Regions from separate parts of the Homo sapiens genome. Here region 1 is linked to region 2. Evidence: chromatin loops called from intact Hi-C (ENCODE). Cell type or tissue: dorsolateral prefrontal cortex. All regions are shown on one strand. Links, peaks and the distances in the headings refer to the core of each region. The heading gives the core; the rest is flanking DNA.

Region 1 (12,202 bases), core at 231-8,230, 300 kb after region 2:
AAAACGAACACTTATGGTAGTAATTGGGGGGAAATCACAAAGACAACAAAGAGTCACAATCATAAGTTACTGTAACCAGATAACCAAGTTACTGCGAAGTTTGACTCTTGCTACAACCACAGCTCCAAGTTACTGCCAGGTTTGACTCTTGCTACATAGATACTGTGTCCATAGGCTGGGACATATATTTAATAAACAAATATTTACTGAGTATCTACTATGTGCTAGAAGCTTTTCTCGTGCCCAGAATTTAGCAGTGAACAAAATGTTTAAAAAGAACTACCTTGATGGAGTTTATATTCTAGTCTGTGGAAGAAGACTGAAACAAACTAGAAAAGACACAGTAGGAGCAAACAGAGCAGAGTGAGACAGTCATATAGGCCATGAGGACAGAAAGAAAAAAGAGGCCAATCATGAAGCACTTACCATAGGCCAATTAAGGATTAGTTTTCATTACTATTATTTTGTTTTTGTTCACTTGCCAAGGCTGATCTAAGAATTGGCTTTTATTCAGAGACAGGAGCCACTGGAATTTTGGGCAAAGGAGTGGCATAATCTTTTCATTTCTTAAAAGGATGATTCTGGCTGTGCACAGGTGGAGAGTAAGTAAGCCAATCAATTACAAAACTTGAAAATTCTAAGTGAGACACAATAGGGATTTGAACCAGGGAAGTAATTGTAAACCATGAAGAGCAAAATAGTTCTAGACATTTAAAAAGTAGAGTTAATAATATTTTCTCATAAGATTAGATGTGGGGTGAGAGAAAAATAAGAATCGAGGAAGACAAAGGTTTGGAGGCTAAATAACAGAAAGGATGGCTACTCCATTTACTGAGACAAGGAAGACTTGGGAAGAGCAGTCTGGGAGTAGGGAAAAGGATGGGTGTTTCGTTTTATACGTTGCTTATTATATGACCTAAGTGGAGATGCCAAGTAGGCTCCTGAATATGTGAGCCTGCAATAAACCTCAGAGGCCCAGGCCAGAGATAGAAATATCAGTCATCACCAAATAGAGAGTGTTTAATGCTAGGAGACTAAGAGGCTACTAAGGGAGTGAGTGCAAGATTTAGATCAAAGACTAGGTCCTAGGGCACTCTAACTTGTACAGACTATATATATAAGTAACAATTAGAATATCAAACAGTGGCCAATGAGCTAGGTAGAAAACTTGGAGAGAGTGGTGTTCTACAAGCTGAATGAGAAGAAATTATTTCAAGGAAAAAATAATGATCAGCCATGTCAAATAATGCTGATCAGTCGAGGAAGGAAAAGACTATGAATTGAGTCCAAATAGAGCAGGAAAAGAACTAGAGACAGAGAACATTCATCCAACAAACAATGTGTGCCATCCTGGCCAGGCCCAGGTCTGTTCAAAGTAATGGACACACAACAGTGAACATGACAACCTAAATCAACACCTGGATGGAGCTTACATGTTAGTGGGAAAGGCAACATTATATATGTCAAGATACGACAAACTCTCAAGATATGTGGCTTTAAATGGGATAGCTTCTGTCCCATTACTTAAATTTCTTTAAGCACTTAAATTACTTTAATCGACATAATGCAAACAGCTCCTAGACCTATTTCCTTGATATTGGAAAACTAACAAAGAAAATTCGTCACCATTTCTAGCTGAAAAAGGGACCGGTCAAGGTGATTTTACAAAGTCAACTTCTTCCCTGTGGTCCAGATTCCAGGGTTGTAATACTCAGAGGGAGCGTTTAGTTGAAAGGTTTTTAAGATGGGAAAATGGCAATATATTTGTATGCTTACAGATTTGGCCCAGTAGAAAAGAAAAAACTCATGAGAGAAAGAAAAGTGGCTAGAGTAACATCCTTGAAGAAGCAAGAAGACACGAGTATATTGTACGCATGGCGCGGGGGGGGGGGCACCTCTCATGACAGCAGGGACATAGCAGTCACATAACAGGATGTAGATGGCAGATTATATGGCACACAGGGACATGTGGAGATTCTCTTCTGCTTGCTTCTATATTTTTAGGAAAATAAGATACAAAGTGATCAGCTGAGACTGGGCATGAAGGAGGAGGTTACTGAGGATTAAACAGAGAAGGGAAGGTACAAAATAGATTTCTAAGCAGGTTGTAGAGGATAGGTACAGGGAAATGCAGAAGTGGCACCAGGTAACATAAGAGGTTAGCAACTGGGAATTTAAAATGCGACCATTCAACACAGGCACAACTGACAATTCATAAGAACCAAGTCTCAGGCGTTAAGTTTTAAAAAGCAAACATTGCTAAGCAAATTAAAATTTGTTAAAACCACTTCCACTCAATTTTCTCCAAAGCTTTGAACAGAGCATGTGAAGAGTCAGTAGATGAGAGGCTTCTAATCTAGTTTCTACCATAGCTTTCTTTTGGCAGAGGCTTAAACCTTTCAGATTTTCTCACTTATGAAATAGGAAAGGTATAGTTTTCAGTCTGGTTAAGGTATCTATGATCAGTTAAGTTCACACAACTAATATCTGAGGGACCATTACCTGTTAGCATAGCTGCTTAGTCAGTACTGGGAAGATGTCTGCCTTCAAAGCACCCATTTTGGAGTAATCTAATCTAGCCTGATCTAATCCTGATTTTAACACTATCCGCAATGAACACAGCCAAGATTATCCAGGTTTGCTTTAGGCACAGCCTGCATCAATGTGAACACTGCTCTAACCTGGAGGAACCCCAGTTCCACAGTTTATTTGGAAGCATTCACATTTCCTTTTAGCCCAGCCCTTAAATTACTTTAATATACATAACCCAAACAGTTCCTAGACCTATTTCCTTGATAGTGGAAAAAATAACAAAGAAAACTAATCACTATTTCTAGCTGAAAACCGAACCCCTCAAGGTGATCTTAAGAAATCAACTGGCCTGCCACCGTGGCTGACGCCTGTAATCCCAACACTTTGGGAGGCCGAGGTGGGCGGGTCACCTGAGGTCAGGAGTTGGTGACCAGCCTGGCCAACATGGTGAAATCCCATCTCTACTAAAAACACAAAAATTAGCCGGGCGTGGTGGTGGGTGCCTGAAATCCCAGCTACTCGGGAGGCTGAGGCAGGAGAATCGCTTGAACCCGGGAGGTGGAGGTTGCAGTGAGCCGAGATCGCGTCACTGCACTCCAGCCTGGCGACAAGAGCGAAACTCCGTCTCAAAAAAAAAAAAAGAAGGAAAGGAAAGGAAAGAAAAAAAAAGGAAAGGAAGAAGGAAGAGAAACAAAGAAAAAGAAAGAAGGAAAGAAAGAGAAAGAAAAGAAAGAAAGAAAGAACGAAAGAAAGAAAGAAAGAAAGAAAGAAAGAAAGAAAGAAAGAAAGAAAGAAAGAAAGAAAGAAAGAAAGAAAATAAATCAATCAACTTTCCTGTAGTCCAGATTCCAGGGTTGTAATACTCAGGGGGAGTTGTAGGTACAAGGGCAAGAGAAAAGCACCTGGCACCAAAGCAGGAGAGCTGTTCTCCACAAGCATCATTCTCAATGCGTCTGAGTCATTACCTGGCCACAGGTCCTCCTGTACTGCCCATTTGCAGTTAGCAGCCCTAGCACTGTCCTCTGCGGGGGATCCTGGCCCAGCGGGGCTCTGGTGAGTATCTGACAAGCATCGGGACCTCGGGCCACTGTAGCCAGCACAACTCCACTCTTGGGGTTGCTGCAGTGCATTGCTTCAGACTCCACGGGCTGCTGCTACCAGGGAAAGAGAAACAGACAAGCTGTTTAGTCGATTCCGTCCACCCCGGGCTCCAAGGACACAGCGAACCTCTAGGAGGGAGAGCACCAAGCAATGGGACTAACACCAATTGCTGATCTTCCCAGTAATTATTGGGGCTGAAAGGGCAGGTGCGACCGCACAGGCGATCAAAGTTGCTCTGAATCAAAACAGTTATTTGAATCCCTGAGGGAGGCTTTTTATCCCAAGACTTCGTGTTGGGCTGGAAGGAGAGAAACATTCTGACAAGCCTCCAAGTCGGGATACTAAACCCACGTTACCTGGAAGACGAAATCTGGGAGCCCCGGTCCTTCCCAGCTGAGATACTCTTCTCCCCAGCCCCCAATAAAAGATCCAGGGTACATGATTGCGGGAAAGCCGGTCTCCATCCCAAGTGACGAGCAGGGTGCTGCGCTGCGGCCTCCTCCCACCAGACAGGAGGCCCCAAAACCTGCCTGGACCCCAAAGCGGGCCCCGCTCTTCCCGTCGTTATCTTTCTATGTGTCCGGAACAACTGGCAAGTGCACTGGAGGATCGCGGTTAAGAGGTGGCCGGCTGGGCGGGGCAGGGCGGGGCAGGGTTGGGCAGGGCCGGGCCGGGCCGGGCGGGGCAGGGCGGGGAAGGGCAGGGAAGGGCAGGGCACGGAAGGGCGGGGCGGGAAGGACCAAGTGTCGAGGGATTCCAGCCTGGGAGGCGGCCGGGCTTAGCGATGCGGCTGAGCTGCCCACCCGCGTCTGTTGAATCGGCCAATCAGCGGCGCCCCCGGACCTAGCGGGAGCGTTTCCATGCCGACCGCGGCAGGCGTGCGCTCTCCGGGGCCGCATCGCCATGGCGACCTGCTCACCTGACTCGCTCCGGGTGGACTCGCCGCGACCCCTGGGCGTTCAGGCCCCTGAGGGCCCAACGGGCGACGGCCCTCCAGCTCCAGCTGTGCGTCTCCGCCCGGGCGAGGTGGGGCTGACCGCGGCCGTCTGCACACGTCCCCTCTGGTCCGCGCCCCCGGCCTGGGAGGGCGGACTCGCCCACCCCACGATGGCCCCGGCTTTGGAAGGGACTGTTTCCGTGACCCGTTCTCCCAACAGCCGCTAACAACCCCCTCTAACGTCTCCTGCGCGGCCCGCTCCTGAGAACCCTGGCTCGGGAGAGCGACGCGGGGTCCTCGGGGCTGCGCAGGCTGCGGCGCCCTGCCCACGCTGGCCCGAGGGCGCGGCTCGCTCCGGGTCGGCTCACACACCTACGCTTCCTGCCGGGAGGCGGCTGGGACGCGGCGGGGCTGCCCCAAGTGCAGTCGCGGCAGTGTTGCGTCTCCATCGCGGGGGTCCTTGCGGGCCGCGCCTGCCCCGCCCGGCTCCCGGTGCATGTGGCCTGCGAGGCGGCAGAGGAGATGTGGGGATTTAGGGTCGCACGTCGTGCTCGAGGTCCCCACGAGAGGTCTTCCCCCGCGGGCTCCTGCGCAACTGCGTGAAGCCGGCCCGGGAAAGCCAAGATTGTGGCCCAGGAAGAGGAAGGAACGCGGGCGACAGAGCTGGGGCTTGGGACGTTGAGGGGGTCGGTGGCAGCTCTCCGGGCTGGGGGCCGGGCGGGCGGCCCGGCCGCGTGGGGAGAGGAGTCCCTGGGGTCCTTATACGGGGGGCTCCTGGAAACCCGGGGGCTCAGACGCCTGCATAGGTGACTGACAAGCCAGGTGAAATAATCGAACTTTATTTTTTTAAAAATAATATGTATATATGCACACACACATTACCAATGCTATAGTCTGTTACTACTTTTGCTTTTTTTAAAACATCCATCCCTAAATCTCTAAATCAGATCCAAAGTCTATTCAAATGGCCACTTTATGCAAGCAACGGTTATCACCGTTTTTCTAAGTGTGCGTTATTAACATTTTCACCAAGCAAACTGAGTGTGGACATTGCTTTAATGGGAAGATAGTAGTATTCTAACAAAAGCGCCGGTTGAAAGCCTTGCAGTTGAGGTAAATATTAAGAAGTTGGTAAGCATCTGGAGAATCAAGGCTGGATGAGGGAGGAACGCAGAAACGGATCTTGTTCAACATGAAACTCATTTCTATACGTTTGTCACAGACTTCTATTCCTTGAGAGACAGCAGTCCGCTTGCACCCCAGATTTCCTGTGCCTTTGAATATGAAGGAAACACGGGAATTCTGGTAACATCTAGATTGCCGCAACAGAGAGTCAGAGGCCAACGGGGACCAAATGCTCTGCTTCGAAAGGTGAATGAAAGGAGCATTTCTGTCCTCTTGCCTGACGCCACTATTGGATATCTTCCCGGGCGCCCTCCCCCACCTGCCAACAGTGTTGTTATTTCCTGGGTCGCTGAAGGACTCAGTGGCTAACTCCGTCTGGGACTCTACAGCAAGTCCTGCCAAGAGCCTGAGTCGCTTGGGAGCGGACAAGATTGGCTGCGCTCACGAGACCTGGTCCTTTGTACACCCCTTTTCATCTGATTTCCTTTGACAAAAATGACCGAAACCTCACGCCCTTTTCCTTTTCTCCAAAGTAGAGGCGCCGGCGCAGTGTTTGTTCGTGGAACCTGTCGTTTTGATCCACTTTTCTGGGATTGAAGCTGAAGCCAGTGTTGGAGTCGGGGCGTGCAGGGAGTGGGGAGCGCCCAACTCCTGCAGAGGCGGATCTGAGGCTGGTTTTTCTCAACTCAGATCTGGCCAGGACCAGATGACAAGGCTACAAAGGTGTCCAGTGACTTTCAGCCGTCTTTAGCCTTAAAAAAGCCTTAAGAAATAATAGTAACCAAATGAGACCTTCGGATAATTTAATACCCCTCCCCTTATCTGAATGGCTGCACCTTAATCCAGCCTTAATCTATATGAAATAGGATTATCATGAACATCTTTTTTCCTGTTCCATCCACTTTGCTAAACTTGGCAAAGGGAAGTGGTTAGTTTATGATTGTTTTATTGTGCTGTCTTAGAATTCTACATTGTCGTTACAAGCCTCTGGTCATATCTTAAACAGGAGAGTGAGTCCCATGAACTGATATCTATGTGTGCATGTAAATTCAGGTACGTGTATAACTTGTGCAATACTTATGGCTTTCTTGGCTTTAAAAAATATCTACACTGAGGCCGGGCACGGTGGCGTACGCCTGTAGTCCCAGCACTTTGGGAATCCGAGGCAGGCGAATCACGAGATCAAGAGATCGAGACCATTCTGGCCAACATGGTGAAACCCTGTCTCTGCTAAAAATACAAAATGTAGCTGGGCGTGGTGGCGCGCGCCTGTAGTTCCAGCTACTCAGGAGGCTGAGGCAGGGGAGTAGCTTGAACCCGGGAGGCAGAGGTTGCAGTGAGCCCAGATCATGCCACTGCACTCCAGCCTGGTGACAGAGCAAGACTCCATATCAAAAAAAAAAAAAAAGTCTTCACTGAATATTGTGTTCCAACGAGTAATGATTTATGACATAAAAACAAATTTAACTGAATAGGTGTTCCATTTTTACTTTAAAAATCTAAACTAAAAACTTGGCCTTAGAATTAAGAACAAAAGGAGCAGAGAGAGTAGAAAGGACTTTCTCACAAATTGCACAGTTTTAGTGGAATGCATAATTATAATGTTGCATTTAGCAACATTATAATCTAATCTTGATTTTGCTATGCAAATCAGGATTAGATTTGCATAGCAAAATAGGATTAGAACTCAAACATAAGTAGATTTTAATTTTTCCCATCTTTAAATAAACTATATATTTGGTAATATATTGAGAATTAAACAATATAATTGTAAATACAACTTTCTTTAATATCTAAAATATTTGGCATAACTTAAATACTAATATAACCCCTTTTTTTTTAACTTAAAAAGTTCATTGGTCGGCACTTCCAACCTGGCAGTGAATGCTCAACTAGCTTTAACTCTAGGATTAATTTTCAAAATAAGGATGACAGCTGAATTCTTTACTAGGAATTTTGTTGTTGTTGTTGTTGAGACGGAGTCTCGCTCTCACCCAGGCTGGAGTGCAGTGGTGTGATCTCGGCTCACTGCAAGCTCCGCCTTCCAGGTTCACGCCGTTCTCCTGCCTCAGCCTCCCAAGTAGCTGGGACTACAGGCGTCCGCCACCAGGCCCGACTAATTTTTTTTTTGTATTTTTAGTAGAAACGGGGTTTCACCATGTTACACAGGATGGTCTCGATCTCCTGACCTCGTGATCTGCCTGCCTCGGCCTCTCAAAGTGCTGGGATTACAGGCGTCAGCCACCGTGCCCGGCCCTTTACTAGGAATTTTTAAAACCCAAAAGTCCTATTAAAATCAATTCCCTTGTCCAAATTACAATTCAGACAGTCCTTTCAGTTTGTCAGCAATTACCCGGTATTTCAGAGGCAGTTTTTCTATTGCATTTGTTCATCCTAGCTAGTAATTAACCTCCTGTTGAAACATTTCAGTTTTTATTAATTAGTATGAAATCAGGTTGTTTTTCAGGATGAGGCTGAAAGAAAGATTTAAAAAAAAACCCGCCAAGTTTATTTAGGGACAGAGGTCCATTTAGGGACATATGTTGCCTCTTCATAACATGCCTCTGTCATTCTCAGGTATACATTTAACTAAGAACATAGTTTGAACAGTAAAATGAGAGATATATGTTGGAAAGAAACAAGGAACCAGCTGCAATTTGTGACATTTTAGCACTTAGCTCCAGGGAAGATGACTAACGGATTGAGCAAGTCCAGCTTGAAAAGCAGCCAAAACTGTACACACCTTAAGAAGCATATTTCATCAGGTAGTGAAACGTGGATCCCTTAGTACATAATGGGTGAAGTAAGTTTTCATTAAGACTTGTAAGAAGTCACCTTCTCCAAGTGAAAATGGTATGAATACATACATGAGATTAGACAAAGTCTACTGTTCATTCATTCATTTGGCAAAGTTTTTTGAGCATCCATTGTATGCCAGGCAGTAGCTGGGTATGAGTACGATAATAAAAAATGATCCCTGCCCTCAAGGAGCTGTTCCTCCAGGCAAGGAAAAATAACAGATAGTCATGGTGCAGCATAATTAGTGTTTATTTTACCATAAGGAATACAGATGTATAAAGGGGGAGCAGTTGGAGCTTAAGAGAAAAGAAACAAGGTATGTTGCTGGGAAGACTTGGAGGCAGTATCCAGATGATTAAGGTCTTAAAGACAGAGTGAGGGCCTGGCACGGTGGCTCACGCCTGTAATCCCAACACTTTGGGAAGCTGAGGCAGGCAGATCAATTGAGGTCAGGAGTTCGAGACCAGCCTGGCCAACATGGTGAAACCCTGTCCCTACTAAAAATACAAAAATTAGCCATGTGTGGTGGTGAGCACCTGTAATCCCAGCTACATGGGATCCTGAGACAGGAGAATTGCTTGAACCCAGGAGGCAGCGGTTGCAGTGAGCCGAGATCGTGCCACTGCACGCCAGCCTGGGTGACAGAGCAAGATTCCGTCTCAACAACAACAACAAAAAAAGACAGGGCAGGAAGTAAAGTCTACATATATCCTAGAAACGGGGCACCCAAAGAACGGCAATTTTCAGCGGTGCTTACCCAGCACCTTCCAAGGGAAAGCTCTAAATTGTGATGTCCAAAAATACCCCTCACGACTGTCTCTACTGGCTCAGGTACAGACTCCATGAGCAATTAACTCATCAAGAAGCCAACCTCCCAGGAACCTGGTGAGAGGAAGAAGTTTCTGCTGACTTTACTTACCATGAGTTAGTCCCTAATCATGTGCACAACTAGAGATGTATTATTAAAAATCAATTTCCCATGATGCACAGTTGAGGCCTTTCCCAGATTCTGCACCAAGGAAAAAATAATTTCAGTGGGACAATACAGCCATTTTCCATTACAAATAATTGGGAAAGTTATTTTTAATTTCTGTGGATACATAATAGGTGTATATATTTATGGAGTACATGAGATGTCTTGATACAGGCATGCAATGCATACTAATCACATCATGGGAAATGGGGCATCCTTCCCTCAATCATTTATTCTTTGTGTTACAAACAATCCAATTGTACTCTTTTTGTGATTTTAAAATGTACAATGAAATTATTGACTACAGTGTCCATGTTGTGCTATCAAACGGTGGGTATTATTCATCTTTTCTATTTTTTTGTACCCATGGCCACTTCCCCAAGCCCCCAATTATCTTTCTCAGCCTCTGGTAACTATCCTTCTACTCTGTATGTCAATGAGTTCAATTGTTTTGATTATTAGATCCCAAAAATAAGTGAGAACATGAGATGTTTGTTTTTCTTTGCCTGGTTTATTTCACTCACCATAATGATCTCCAGTTCCATCCATCCTGTTGCAAATGACAGGATCTCATTCTTTTTTATAGCTGAATAGTATTCCATTGTGTATATGTACCACATTTTCTTTACCCATTCACCTGTTCATAGACACTTAGGTTGCTTCCAAATCTTGACTATCCTGAACAGTGCTGCAACAAACATGGGAATGCAGATAGCTCTTCAATGTATTGATTTCCTTTCTTTTGGGTATATACCCAGCAGTGGGATTGCTGCATCCTGTGGTAGCTCAATTTTTAGTTTTTTGAGGAACCTCCAAACTGTTCTTCAGAGTATTTGTACTAATTTACATTCCCACCAACAGTGTACAAGGGTTCCCTTTTCTCCACATCCTCCCAACATTTGTTATTGCCTGTCTTTTGGATATAAGCCATTTTAACTGGGGTGAGATGGTATTTCATTGTAGTTTTGATTTGCATTTCTCTGATGATCAATGAGGTTGAGCACCTTTTCATATGCCTGTTTGCCATTTGTATATCTTCATTTGAGAAATGTCTAAGCAGATCTATTGCCCATTTTTTGATCCGATTATCCAATTTTTTCCCTTGGAGTTGTTTGAGCTCCTTATATATTCTGGTTAGTAATCTGTTGTCAGATGAGTAGTTTGCAAATATTTTCTCCCATTCTGTGAGTTGTCTCTTCACTTTGTTGATTGTATCCTTTGCTGTGCAGGTGCTTTTTTATACTTGATCTTAGCCAAAAGCCCAAGAAGCAGTGTGCAGGAGCTTTTTAAACTTGATGTGATGCAATTTGTCCATGTTTACTTTGGTTGTCTGTTCCTGTGGGGTATTTATTGCTCAAGAAATATTTGCCCCAACCTATGTCCTGGAGATTTTCCCTAATGTTTTCTTGCAGTAGTTTCATAGTTTGAGAGGTCTTATATTTAAGTCTTTAATTCATTTTTATTTGATTTTTGTATCTGGCCAGGGACAGGGGTCTAGTTTCATTCTTCTGCATGGGGATATACAGTTTTCCCAGTACCAGTTATTGAAGAGACTGTTTTTTCCCTAGTATATGTTCTTGGCATCCTTGTCGAAAATGAGTCCACTGTAGGTGTATGGATCTGTTTCCAGGTTCTCTATTCTGTTACATTGGTCTATGTGTCTGTGTTTATGCCAGTACCATGCTGTTTTGGTTACTGTAGCTCTGTAGTATAATTTGAAATCAGGTAATGTGATTCCTCTAGTTTTATTCTTTTTGCTTAGGAAAACTTTGGCTATTGTGGGTCTTTGGGGGTTCCATATACATTTGGGGATTGTTTTTTCTGTTTATGTGAAGAATGTCATTAGTATTTTGATAGGGATTGCACTGAATCTGTAGATTGCTTTGGGTAGTATGGACAGTTGAACAATACTGATTCTTCCAATCCAACAACAAAGAATATTTTCCCATTTCTTCCATAAGTGTTTTCTAATTTTCATTATAGGTATCTTTCACATCTTTGGTTAATTCCTAGGTATTTAATTTTATGTGTGGTTCTTGTAAATGAGATTATGTTTTTATTACTTTTTCAGATTGTTCACTGTTGTCATATAGAAATGCTATTGATTTTTATATGTTGATTTTGTATCCTGCAACTTTACTGAATTTATCAGTTCTAATAGTTTTTTGGTGCAATCTTTAGGTTTTTTCCAAATATAAGATCATATCATCTGCAAACAAGAATAATTTGACTTCTTCCATTCCAATCTGGATACCCTTTATTTATTTTTCTTGTCTGATTGCTCTAACCATACTTCCCACACTATGTGGAATAACAGTGGTGAAATTGGGCATCCTTGTTGTGTTCCAGATCTTCGAGGAAAGGCTTTCGGCGTTTCCCCTATTCAGTATGATACTAGCTGTGGGTCTGTCATATATGGCTTTTATTATGTTGTGGTATATTCCTTGTATCCCCAGTTTTTTTAGGGTTTTTAATCATGAAGGGATGTTGAATTTTATCAAATGCTTTTTCAACATCAATAAAAAACCATATGAAATGATCATATGGTTTTTATCCTTTATTCTGTTGATATGATGTATTATAATGATTGACTTGTGTATGTTGAACCATCCCCGCATGCCAGAGACAAATCCCACTTGGTCACGATGAATGATCTTTCTAATATATTGTTGAATTAGGTTTGCTAGTATTTTGCTGAGGATAAAATTTTGCATCAATATTCATCAGAGATATTG
Region 2 (12,202 bases), core at 1,940-9,939:
ATTTTTGGGGGAGGTGGAGAAATAGGGCCGAGAAAACACTGGAGAAAAAGTGACATTTGGGTCATGTCTCTCAGGTAGCATCATGTGTTTAGCTATTTCACAACCAACAATCATCAGTGATTTACTTATCCGTGGGTAATTACATGCTACTAACTTCTTATTATCAAGGCCTTTCTCCACTACCCCATTTTCAAGATTATCTATCATTTATCAGGCTTGCCAGTATGAGAGAAAGAACATTAGAACAAGGGCAACAGTAGTCACCAACGCAGAGTTGATAAAATACAGCAAATAGCCCAGTATGGCTGATATATATGGTGCTGGGTTGGATAAGTGGTTAGTGGTGAGGACAGAAGACCTGAGATTAACTAGGAAGGGATAGGCCATACTAGAGAGCTCAGAAGTGATTCTCAGTGGGGAGCTCATGTAGATTTCCCTCATCTGAGTGTAGAGTATGGTATTAATGGTCCTGATGGTACACGACAAGGTAGGGTTTTTCAGGGGCTTGGAGTGGAAACTGTGTTGAGGATGGGAGTTTCTCAGTGTATTGGGGGGTGGAGGCAAGGCAAAGACTTCCCAGTGATGGAATCTCTCTCTCTTTGTACCTCAAGGCTATTGGACTTGTTTCAATAGCCTTGAAACAAGGCTATCTTACTCCTCGGGAGACCTGATTACTATAATCAAATTCATACTAAAAAGCTTAACAAAGTGGTCATTGAGGGTGAAGCCAGGCCCTGCATCCACAGCGTTACACTATTAGAGTCATGGGAGACAATCTAGTCTTCAATGTTGCTCAGGAGGCTCTTCGGAAGCCCCCATCACCTGCTTCACCACATTCTTGATGTCATTGTACTTGGCAATGTTCTCAAGGTGGCAAGTCAGATTCATGACAGTCTTGGCCGTGCCAGTGATGGTGAGGATGCTGCTCTGGGCAGCACGATGACCACTGCACCATGGTTTGCCAGAAGGACCATCCACAGTCTGTGAGTGGCACTGATGGCATTGTTTATAACAGTGAGGTCCTCCCTGCTGGGAGAGTTCCATGGATGTTCTTGGGGAGGAGGGCTGCACAGTTGGTGGTTCAGGTGTTGTTGCTGATAGTCTTGAGGGAATGCTTATGTTTCTCATGGTTCACTCTCCTTGCACACATGGGGGAATCAGCAGAAGAAGCAGCGATGAGGACTTTTGTGACTTCACCTTTAAGTGAACCCCAATCTTCTTGAAGATAGTGATGACACCAGGGGCCCCCATACCAACATCACCCCATTGGAGGTTGGTGGGACCTGTTTCCTGGAAGATAGAAATGGGCTTCCCACTGATGATGAGCGTCCCATTCCTATCCTTAAAGATTCCATTGAACTTGACATAGTGGAATCAACTTGGAACATGAGGACCATGTAGTTGAAAACAATGAAGGGATCATTGGTGGCAATAATGTTCATTTTGCCAGTGTTGAAAGGAGCCCTGTAACCAGACACCTAATACTGCCAAATCTATTGACTTCAACCTTTACAATGGTGTTACATGAATGCGGCTGGCACTGCACAAAAAGCTGCAACTGTCTGTCCAGTGGAGAGTAGCAGAAAGTGCAGTGGGGAGTTATTGTCCCAATTTATAGAAAGGGGTTGAGGCCTAAGAGACATTTTACATTTAGTATACATAGGACACAACTAATATATTCTGTGAAATTATTCATGAGAGTGACATCCCTGGCATGTAATGGATGAGAAGGAAACTTGCCTAGAAGGGCAGGAGTGGGGTTGGGCTTGTGGCTGAAGCATGGGAGTATAATGTTATCACCTGGGAAGACTGGTATGGTCAAGGGCCTATCCTTGACTTTAGGATAGGCCTGTGGAAACCCTGAGAGCACCAGCCAGAACCAGGTCACCATCCAACCCTTCTGTCCTACAACCCTTCCTTCTTCCTGGTCCCATTACTCCCCAAAGCTGCCCACCCCCAACCGAAATGCCCTGACTTAAATTCAAGGGGCTTTCTTTGCTGCATCCCTCCTGCGCTTTATACCTTGGGAATATAGCTGTCGGCCTTGATCCTCCCTGGTCATCGCCTGGTTGAGAACAAACATGTCTCAATAGCAACCTAATTATTATGTAGGTAAGTCAAGAGATACTTTTGAGAATTTAAAGGGGTATAAATGATGGAGGTGGTAGTTTCCTCCATGGCCTTTCTCACAAACTAGAGATAATGAGGTTCTATAGATTACACTTCCTCATGTATTTGACGAGGAAGTAAAGACTTGCTAATGTCTAGCATTTACCGTTATCGCTTTGAATTCACACACTATCCTTTTGCTTTAAGTTTAAAACACTCTGTATGACATTTTCTCAGTTTTGAAACCAGACTCTTAACTCTCAAGGAATTTTGTTAGGTTGCAATAAGATTTGTACTTTGCATTCTAAGTTGAATGAGAAGTGGTGCAGAAAGAGAACATGTTCACATCCAGTCATTTAAAAAATTAATCTTGGGCATAATCCTTCTAAACAAGCATCCCAGTACAACACTTAAATGCTATCCAAACCTTAGATAAAACAAAATATGATTTTGATCAGTCATAATGAATTAGTAAAATGTCAGTCTGTGTTATTTTCAAATGAGATAGGAAATGCATAATGGCTGGTAAATTGCCTTTCATTAGAAAACCACAGAATAAAACTGTAAGCTTTTTCTAAGTATTTATTTCTGAATTTACATAGTTTTGATATATTTACCAACCATGCTTATGCTTCCTGAGTTATTAAATAGATAAGCTGCTTTACAGAATGAACCAAACTATAAACCAATTAAACTTTACTAAGGGGCAAAATTCCCTGCATTTTTCTATGTTTTTGAGTTTCATGGCTGTGTGACTATCCCACTCTCCCCATCCTATCAACCTTCATTTATTGAAGATTTTGCCATCTAATTCACAGAAGGCCTGGCTTCCAGAACTCCTGCCATAATTATAGATAGTATTAATATTCTGGTGAAGAATCCATCCAGACTTTAACTTGGTCTCCTTAACGTTTCACTTTTACTTCTATTCTACATGAGCTATCCATCCTCAACTTCATTCTCACCAAGAACAACTTCATTTCTGAAGTTGCAAAGGTCAATATGAAAATAACCTGTGACCACAGCCTTTTGGTTCTCCAGCTTTTACCCACCATGCCCAGCGAGTCCTTTGGTTCCCAAGCTCCCATTCCCCTCATTGCTTCGCTTCCTTCTATTCCATCCCTGGCTAGAAACGAGGGAGCATCTCTCAAACTGTTCTCCTGCCTGGGCCTTCATTTCTGCCAGTGGTATCACCCTGCTGTGTTCTGACCATGGTTAATGTAAAACTGGCCTTTTCTGTCCCTTGAAGCAGGTACTGAATGTTGTTGGAGGAAATCACAGGTCGTTGTCACCACATACTTTTGGTCTCCAATCTCAGTGAAATGCTCAAAGCTATCCTTTGGCGATTCTCCAGGGAACAGCCTCTTGCTTTCTTCCCAGGGATTCTTCCCTCTTCCTTAAGCCCCAACCTCCCTGATGACATTTCCTTTCTCTCGGCAGATGACACTGCCTCATGCTTCATTCACAGTGAAAGGCAGACGCTTTCAGGCACAAATATCACCACTTCTATTCCTCAGGGTTCCTGCTTTTCCCGTGAGGCCACTTGGTGGACACATATACTGAGATCTCAGCTAGACAGAAGGGATTTGTATTTAACTGAGGCAGAGTCAGGGTCATTATATCAGGATGTCGGAAAACATCTTTTTGCAGCTACCTTTGTTCTGTTTCATAGCAACTAGCTTTCCAGCTCACAGATAATGAAAATCAGGACTGGGTAAGAGAGTGGGTTATTTACTCCACGGGTATTTGTTGAGCACACATTATGGAAATAGCCCTTAGGCCCCATGGACCCAATGATATCAACAGTGTCTCATTCACGTTTCATAGATGCTAACTGAATGAGTGAATTAGATAAATGAATGAACAAATGTGGTAAACAATCCCTGAAGTGAAGTAATGAATGAAAAATTAAGTGCAAGTTGAGTATCCCTTATCTAAAATGCTTGTGACTGTGTTTCAGATTTCAGTATTTTCAGATTTTGAGTATTTGCATATACGTAATATCTTGGAGATCGGACTTAAATCTAAACACAAAATTTATTTACATTTCATATACACCTTATATGCATAGCCTGAAGGTAATTTTATATGATATGTTTAATATTTTGTGCATAAAACAAAGCTTGTGCTAAGTACTTATGTGTGGAACTTTCTGCTTGTGGTGTCAAGTCAGTGCCCAAGAACATTCAGATTTTGGAGCGTTTCAGAATTTGGGTCTTCAGATTAGGCATGCACAACCCGTATAAGATGCGTAAGAAATTTTTCTGCTCAGAAGGAGCATATACTCTAATTTAGAAATACCTTAATATGACATTATATAATAAAGTTTTGAAATGTGTGGAATTAAAAATTAGAGACAAGATAATGTATAAGAAGGTGCTAATTATATAGTCCAGGCAGGGTAATTCAGGCAGAAAAGTTCTTTTTCCTTTTTTAATACAGGAGAGATCACATTATTCAGCTTTGCATTTTCTAGGTTCACAATATATCTCAGGAAAGAGAAAGAATAAATACTTCATGTTGCTAGAGAAAGGGGATGTTGGACCATGAAATTTAAGGCAATATAGAAAGAAAAAGGGAATTTCTTCTAGAGAGCACGGCTAAAGGAAGACCATAAAAAAGGCAATGTGAAAATTGTGGGCAGTGAAAATTGTATCTGGGGAATGACAAGATCAGTTTACCTTGTCCATCAAATTTGATAGATAGAACGTGTGTGTGTGTGTGTGTGTGTGTGTGTGTGTGTGTGTTACAGAAATTCCAACTTAGGGACTAGTTTGTTAGAAATTTAGTAATACTATTGGGACCCACCTTAGAGCACAGTTATGATGGTGCACTCATATTGGAAGAAAAACACTTTTGCTTATGATTATATCCTGGGAGCTTGCAAGAATAAGTCATCTATTCTTGTTCAATAGTTAGTAAAGAGTTGATGTCCCTAATAATTACACAGAAAACTTGCAGAGCCTCTTTCGGATGCGAGCTGATGCCCTAAAAGCTTTGGGACATATAAATATTTACAAGAAAATCTCAGGGTGGGCAAATGAAGGCATGCATAAGCAGTTTGTAACACATAAAAACTCGATTTATAAATATTTCATGTTAATATGTGGTCACCACCAGGGGGCGAATTCCTTTCCACTTGCAAAAATAGCTGCCAGAGGAAAGGAAAACTGCTTCCACCAGAGCTGGTGGAGAACAAAAATCCCTTCTCTGCTTTACAGAGTCATAGAAGATAGTGAAGGTCTCCTCTTTTGCCAGGGGTAGGTTTATATAGGTTTCTAACATTAATTGCATTTCCCCCATAAAAATGTCATAAATAATGGTTAGGTTTGCAGGATGATTCCAAAAGCAAAAAATTAAAATATATTTTAATACTTTTAAAAAGCCACATATACACACATATATGAATGTATTTATATGAATATAGATAATTATGTATAACATAAAATTATTTATAATTTTATGGAAAATTTTATTTGCCTAAGTACAAACTTTCAGAACTCAACGCATTTATATGAGAATGCCTATTCTTTCAAGGCATTAAATAAATGCCAAATGAACAGCGGGTATGTAGTCACCCTTAAATATTTTCCTATCTTCTTAAATGTAGAATTACTTATTAAAGAAACAATAAAGAATTGCCAATACATTTCAAGATAACCTATTTTTTCCTTTTATGAAGGAATAAGTGTTTAGCTTTCTTTTTGCAGCTTGATAAAAAGAGACTAGCCTCCTCGCCTTCATCCCCATCCCCAAGCACTTGATCGCCATTGTCTGAGACTAAATTATAAATGTTCCAGCTAAAGTTAATAGTGAGCTGTGCTGTGCTTATCAAACAGCTTCAGGCTCTGCCAATACCCTCTGTACTACAAACACAAAGGGACATTCATTATATGTCAATTTTTTCAGCCTAATTTGCTCCCAAAGCTATCACAGGTAGAAATTACTGTTATTAGTATCATCTTCAAACAGGAAAGACAGACGGTATTAGCAAGGTCCTTTACCTGTTTTGTAGCAGTGCTTTGACATTACTGCTCAGTGTGACCAATGTCTGTGGCCCTCCCTTCCCATGGAGACCCTGCCCTTTGCAGATTTCAAAATCAGTCTGGTACCTCCCTCCACTTAGAGCCAGTTGGGTTATAAGCCACTAATGAGTATTTTGTTCCTTCTTAAGCAAACAGAAGAAACATAGTTCTCATCCATCTGCTATGGACTGAATTTTACCTCCCTAAATTCATATGTCAAAGCTCTAACCCCCAATGCATTTGGAGATGGGGGCTCTGGGTGATCTTTAGGTTTAGATGAGGTCATAAAAGTGGGCCTCCTGATGGATTATGTCCTCATGAGAAGAGGAAGAGGCCTCAGAGCTTGCTCTCTGCCATGTGAGGACACAGCAAGAAGTGTACCATCTGCCACCAGGCAGGTAGCCTTCACCAGAACCTGACCATGATGGCTCCAGGATCTCAGACTTCCAGCCTCCAGAACCGTGAGGACTAAGTGTCTGTTGTTAAGCCACCCAGTCTACGGCATTTGGTTAAGGCAGCTAAGACAATAATATCTGTAATATCTCAGATCAACTTTTTTCCTTCAGTATATGTTTAGTAGGAAGCATTAGACACATGAAACCCTATTCGTGTAAGGAGTACTACTTCACTATGAAGAGTGACTCATCATCCAATCTGGAGCTCTCAATTAGGCATGATAAAATTGGCTGCAGGCAGAACCTCCAATGGGTCAAGGGGCAGCCTGAAATTGTATCAGTGTTGTATAAAAGTGCATTTTTGCAGGGAGGCAACTAGAGCGTCCTCAAATTTTCTGGTTAGAGTCCCTATGAAGTTTAACAGCCACTTATCTAGATTTGTTTCTCCTCTGACTTTTTGTTTTTCTCATTGAGCTGACATCTGATAAAGAGTATCAACTCTAGGATTATAAACATTGGGGTTGAAAGCTTGATTTCTTTGCCACTTAATAGCTGTGTAATAAGGGCAAGTTTCTTTATTTCTTTCTTTATCACGCAGTTTCCTCACATGTTGTATTGGCTGTTCTTGCATTGCTATAAAGAAATACCTGGGCCGGGTGTGGTGGCTCACGCCTGTAATCCCAGCACTTTGGGAGGCCGAGGCAGGTGGATCACGAGGTCAGGAGATAGAGACCATCCTGGCTAACACGGTGAAACCCCGTCTCTATTAAAAATACAAAAAATTAGACGGGCATGGTGGTGGGCACCTGTAGTCCCAGCTACTCGGGAGGCTGAGGCAGGAGAATGGTGTGAACCCAGGAGGCGGAGCTTGCAGTGAGCCGAGATGGCGCCACTGCACTCCAGCCTGGGCGACAGAGCAAGACTCTGTCTCAGAAAAAAAAAAAAAAAAAAAAAGAAATATCCGAGACTGGGTAATTTATAAAGAAAAGAGGTTTAATTGGCTCACAGTTCACAGGCTGTACAGATAGTATAGAACTGCCATCTGCTTCTGATTAGGCCTCAGGGAGCTTGTACTCATGACAGAAGGTGAAGGGGGAGCAGGCACGTCACATGGTGAGAGCAGGAGCAAGAGAAAGGTAGGGGGAGGTGCCACACACCTTTAAGCAACCAGATCTCATGTGAACTCACTTATCACCAAGGGATGGCCTAAGCCACTCATCAGGGATCCACCCCCATGATCCAAACACTTCCCACCAGGCCCCACCTCCAACATGAGGGTCTACATTTCAACATGAGACTTGAGTGGGGACAAACATCCAAACTATATCACCTGTGAAATGGAGTGTTAACTAATTCCAACCTACAGGGCAGGTGGGATTTTCAATGAGCTATAACAGGGGTTCTAAAATTTGAGGGTGCATCAGAATCACCTAGAGGGCTTGTTAAACCCCACACTACTGGCTCCCACCCCCAGAATTTCTGACTCGGTGGAGGATGAAGCCTGAGGATTGGCATGTCCGACCAGTTCCATGGTGATGCTCAGTGAGTCCATGAGCAACGCTGCTGGTCTAAAGACCACACTTTCAGAACCACAACTTTCCTCCTGAAACACTCATGGAAACCTGGCCCTCGTGATTTATTTGTCTGTTTCTTTGCCTGATACCTGGATAAATCCTTCTGTTGCTCTGTGGTGCAACCCTTCATTTCAGTATCCAACATCTGAAGTTCCAGCTCAGACCTTCTGAGCCAGCAAGACTGCTGGGTTCAGTCTGACCTCACTGGTAAAGAACAGAGTGGGTTTTCAATGTCTAATAGAAATACACTGCATGGCACATGTAATTCTAAATTTTCTAGAGGCCACGTTAAAAAAAGACTAGTAAAATGAATTTTAGTTACATATTTTATTTAACCTAATATATCATCAATGATAGGATATTATCATATTAACATATTAACGATATGGACATTATTAATAAAATATTTTTCTTTTTTTGAACAGTCTTAGAAATCTGGTATGTTCTGGTATGTATTTTACCTTTCTAGCGCATCTTCATTCAGACTAGCCCCATTTCAGGTGATTAAGAGTCATATGTGGTTCGTGGCTACCAGGCTGGGTGGCACAGTCTTAGAGTATTTGTAAGTGGGAGAAAACTGCTGTGTATTCTCAGAGTAAAAAACTCCCCAGAGAGTACTGGGTTCTTTATGTTATAGACTCTTCTGTCACCAGAGTACCATAACCTCTCCAAAGGCCAGGTGTCCTTGCGTGAGAAAACTGAAGGCCTGGGCCTGGGATATTTTTATAGGAAGTTGCACATTTCACTAGGCAAAGAAAACATTCTTAGATTTCTCTTTTAATGCCCCTAAAATAGTCACATTTCCAAAATAAGGCTTTTCTGCTTTGAAATTGAACTCATAACATACCCACTGATTCTGATATTTCAGTTGGGTCCAGGAGTGGTGAATTCACTGCTTTTAATTCTTCCTGGGAGAAATTCTGGGAGACCATTTTGAATAGGCAAATTGCCACGTAGGTAAATTAGAGTCACTGTCTTCGAATTCAGCTTCCCCCAGACAGCAATAGCCAGTGCTTACCCCCAGGAAGTTAGAGCCTACCCACCCCAGAGAATTTTCACAGCAGATGTGGTTGAGTACTTCATAATGAAAATGCTCAGTCTAAATTTACGTTTTCTTCTTAGACAACACTGAGACTTATTTTTGCCATTTTTTCTCATTTCTGCGAAAGCAGTTCTTAACCCATAATATTACCTTTGTAAATATCTCAAACTGAAAATCATTTAAATTTTGTTTCTACGGAAAAGTGTTGGCGATTCATAAAAGAATAGTTGTATTTTCTAAGCTTTCCAGTATTACTGAAATCCATTTGGAAAATGTGACTATATTTTATAGACAGAATGTCAGATGTTTTAGATTTGCTGTGGAATTGCTAAAATTATGCCAGTAGTTGAGAATAAGTTGCCTCTAATTTTTTCTACCTGAACCTGTAACCACATCTAGGCATTTTTCAGGCACATAGTTTATCAGGGAAAAGTAATATTATTATCCTATTGAACCATATAAGACTACTGTTTTTGTAGGTCAAAAATTGTTGAATAGTGACAATTTCATGTATGTAATCATAACTAGAGAGGACAGCATTTTTCTTTTCTGTTCATTTTCCATGCCATTTAAAATTGAGTGGTAAGAAAAAAATGTAAAAGCTATGAATTTCAAATTTGCACTATTTCTAGTGGAAAAGAAATAGAGCAAAATGCTTTAGAGCTGTGATTCTCAATCTTGATGGTGCATTAAAATCACCTGTGCGACAAATACACTCTAAGGTGACCCCTAATGAGTCATGCCCAGTGGAATATGGAAAAGGCATTGAGATGTCACTCCCTTAGTTAGGTTACATTTTATGGTGAAGTTGACATGAATCACTTCTATGATTACATTGTGTTGTATAAGACTCCTTCTTAAGGGAACTGTGGGCAGCTTCCAGGAGTAAAGAGTGCTGATGGCCATGAAGGAAATGGAGAACTTAGTCCCTGAGGGAGCTTAAACAAAGATCGTTTCACTACGAAATCTCTGATGAGACCACAGCCCTGGCTGACAATTGAATCACAGCCTTGTGCAGAGGACTCTATTAGGCTGTGCTCAGATTCCTAGCCCACAAAAACTGTTGGATAGTAGATCTGCCATTATTTTAATCCATTAAGTCTGTGGTAATTCATTTTGCAGCAACAGATTACTGATACAGCTGGGGAGCTTTAGCAAATCGGGATATACGAGACCAATGGCATCAGAATCTCTGGGGCTAGGACCCAGGCATCATTGTTTATATAGTTCGTCAGTGATTCTGATTCACAGACAGAGCTAAGTACCACTGCTGGGGAGACAGACTGGTTTGAATTTTGGCTTTGTTCACCATTTCCCAGCTAGATGACCCTACACAAGTGACTGACAGTCATCTTTCGTTGCCTCTGTTTCCTCACTTGTAAATGTAGACAGTGATGTTACTTTCTGAGGCTCTGTGAGGACGAAATGAGATCACATTTCTTAAATATTCAGTAGGGTCTAGGATACAAGAAACCCTCAATAAAATGTAACTCATAGATGCTAAGAACAGCCCCCTTGTTAAATAATGTAATTGAACCCTCTATTAGTCAGCTTGGATTCCACACAAAATACCACAGGCAGGTGGCTTAAAAAAACAATAGGAATTTATTTCCTCACAGTCTTGGAGGCTCGAAGTCCAAGGTCAAGGTGCTGGCAGATGGGTTTCTGGTGAGTCTGGTCTTCCTGGCTTGCAGCTGGTGCTTTTTGCTGTGCTCTCACATGGTCTTTTCTCTGTGCCCACCCCTTGTGTCTCTTCCTCTTCTTGTAAGGACACCAGTCCTATAGGATCAGGGCCTCACTCTCATGACATCATTTAACCTTAATTGTCTCCCTAAAGGCCCTGTCTCCAAATATTGTACACTGGGAGTTAGGGATTTAACATATGAATTTTTGAGGGCCACAAAGAGATCCATACCCAACAAATAACATCAATATTTCAGGAGGACATTTTACAGCAATGGCACTGATGTTCCCATGAGGTACAGAACATCTTCTATAGCAGAAAACTATGATACCAGAAAGTGAATTCACTGAAAATAGGCCAAAGTTTCATAGGAAGTAGTGGAGAAAAGATTTTATTGGAATTTTATTCTGAAAAGTGAAGCTAAAACATGTAAAAATAAGTTGATTTCTATTTTTAAACACAATTGAATTAAAACTAGAACTATATGCTAATTTTTAGAATAATAAAGAAGGAATCTAGTGTTGATTTTTTAAGGTGTAAATATTCTAACAAAGTAGTATGATAGTAAATATAATTTTCTTCACTTCTAGTTTGACTTTGAAAGCACAATTATAATGAAGATCATTTTTGCAAAACTTATTCAGCTGTCTCCCAGGCCTTCCTAAGTTTTTGCATGTAAATGGCTAAGGATGTACCTCTTGTGCCACCACTTCTGGTCCATTTTCCACGGCTAACAGTACAACTCACCTCACCCTCATTTGTCAGAGTCTATGATTCTAGCAAAGTCCTCAACACATTTTCATGGACTTGATGAAATTCTGCATTTTTCCAGATATTTAAAATTTCAATTTGCAATGACTTGGCCTTGTATTTCCAGATATTTACAATATCTGATCATCTGCAAGAGGCTAATCTACAAACGTATAATGCAAGAAAGACTATTTGAATAGGGACTAATATTGTAAGTAGTAGGTTCATTAGTGAATTACTTCATGATTGTTTCCGTACCATGAAAGATGAGCTCTGACTGTTCTTTTTTTGATCTAACCCGAATAACCTAAACTTGAGGAAATTTGCTGCTGGGAGTGAGTGCAGGTGGGTCTAAGCTCTGTGCAAGGGAAAAGGTTTCTCTGAAGTGGTGTGGAGCCATGCTGTGTGAGGCTGGAAAGAAGAACTGCTCTCCAGGGGACATTGGTCTGAGAATCAAGAATGCAGGAGTTGGTGTGCCATATAGGGAACTCAGTTGAGAGTTTAATAGTGGAATGACTTTTCCTTAGGCAATGGGAACGTCAGGTTTGGTGAGTGTTAATAATTCCTTTCTTTCACACATTTTTGTTTATGTTAAATAAAGTTTCTGCATGGTCTACATTTGG

What was found. Peaks named below come from ENCODE experiments on the same cell type or tissue, not always from the same donor. Only the 100,000 strongest peaks of a DNase experiment are listed, where the experiment ranks them.
Region 1: it touches region 2 in a loop (2.4-fold over the local background); 56 of 110 quality-filtered maps call a loop at or near these places.

What each region holds. Positions count from the first base shown.
Region 1 is chr13:36,424,517-36,436,718 of GRCh38, reverse strand. It overlaps CCNA1 (cyclin A1), which reads right to left and starts at 4,224. Exons shown (of 9, transcript NM_001413923.1): 1 at 3,990-4,224; 2 at 3,498-3,686. The coding sequence starts at 3,662. RefSeq lists silencers at 4,331-4,490, 4,521-4,570, 4,851-4,920. In dorsolateral prefrontal cortex, for the core only: no CTCF peak of the experiment used is centred there; DNase peaks (open chromatin) are centred at 3,647, 4,478 and 6,081; H3K4me3 peaks cover 3,270 bases; H3K27ac peaks cover 607 bases; H3K27me3 peaks cover 2,555 bases.
Region 2 is chr13:36,729,352-36,741,553 of GRCh38, reverse strand. All of the region lies in intron 3 of LOC102723490 (a long non-coding RNA gene), which reads left to right. It overlaps LOC124903156 (a long non-coding RNA gene), which reads left to right and starts at 11,431. Exons shown (of 2, transcript XR_007063758.1): 1 at 11,431-12,202. It also overlaps the pseudogene GAPDHP34. In dorsolateral prefrontal cortex, for the core only: CTCF peaks have their summits at 5,040 and 5,240 (motif pointing right); a DNase peak (open chromatin) is centred at 5,243.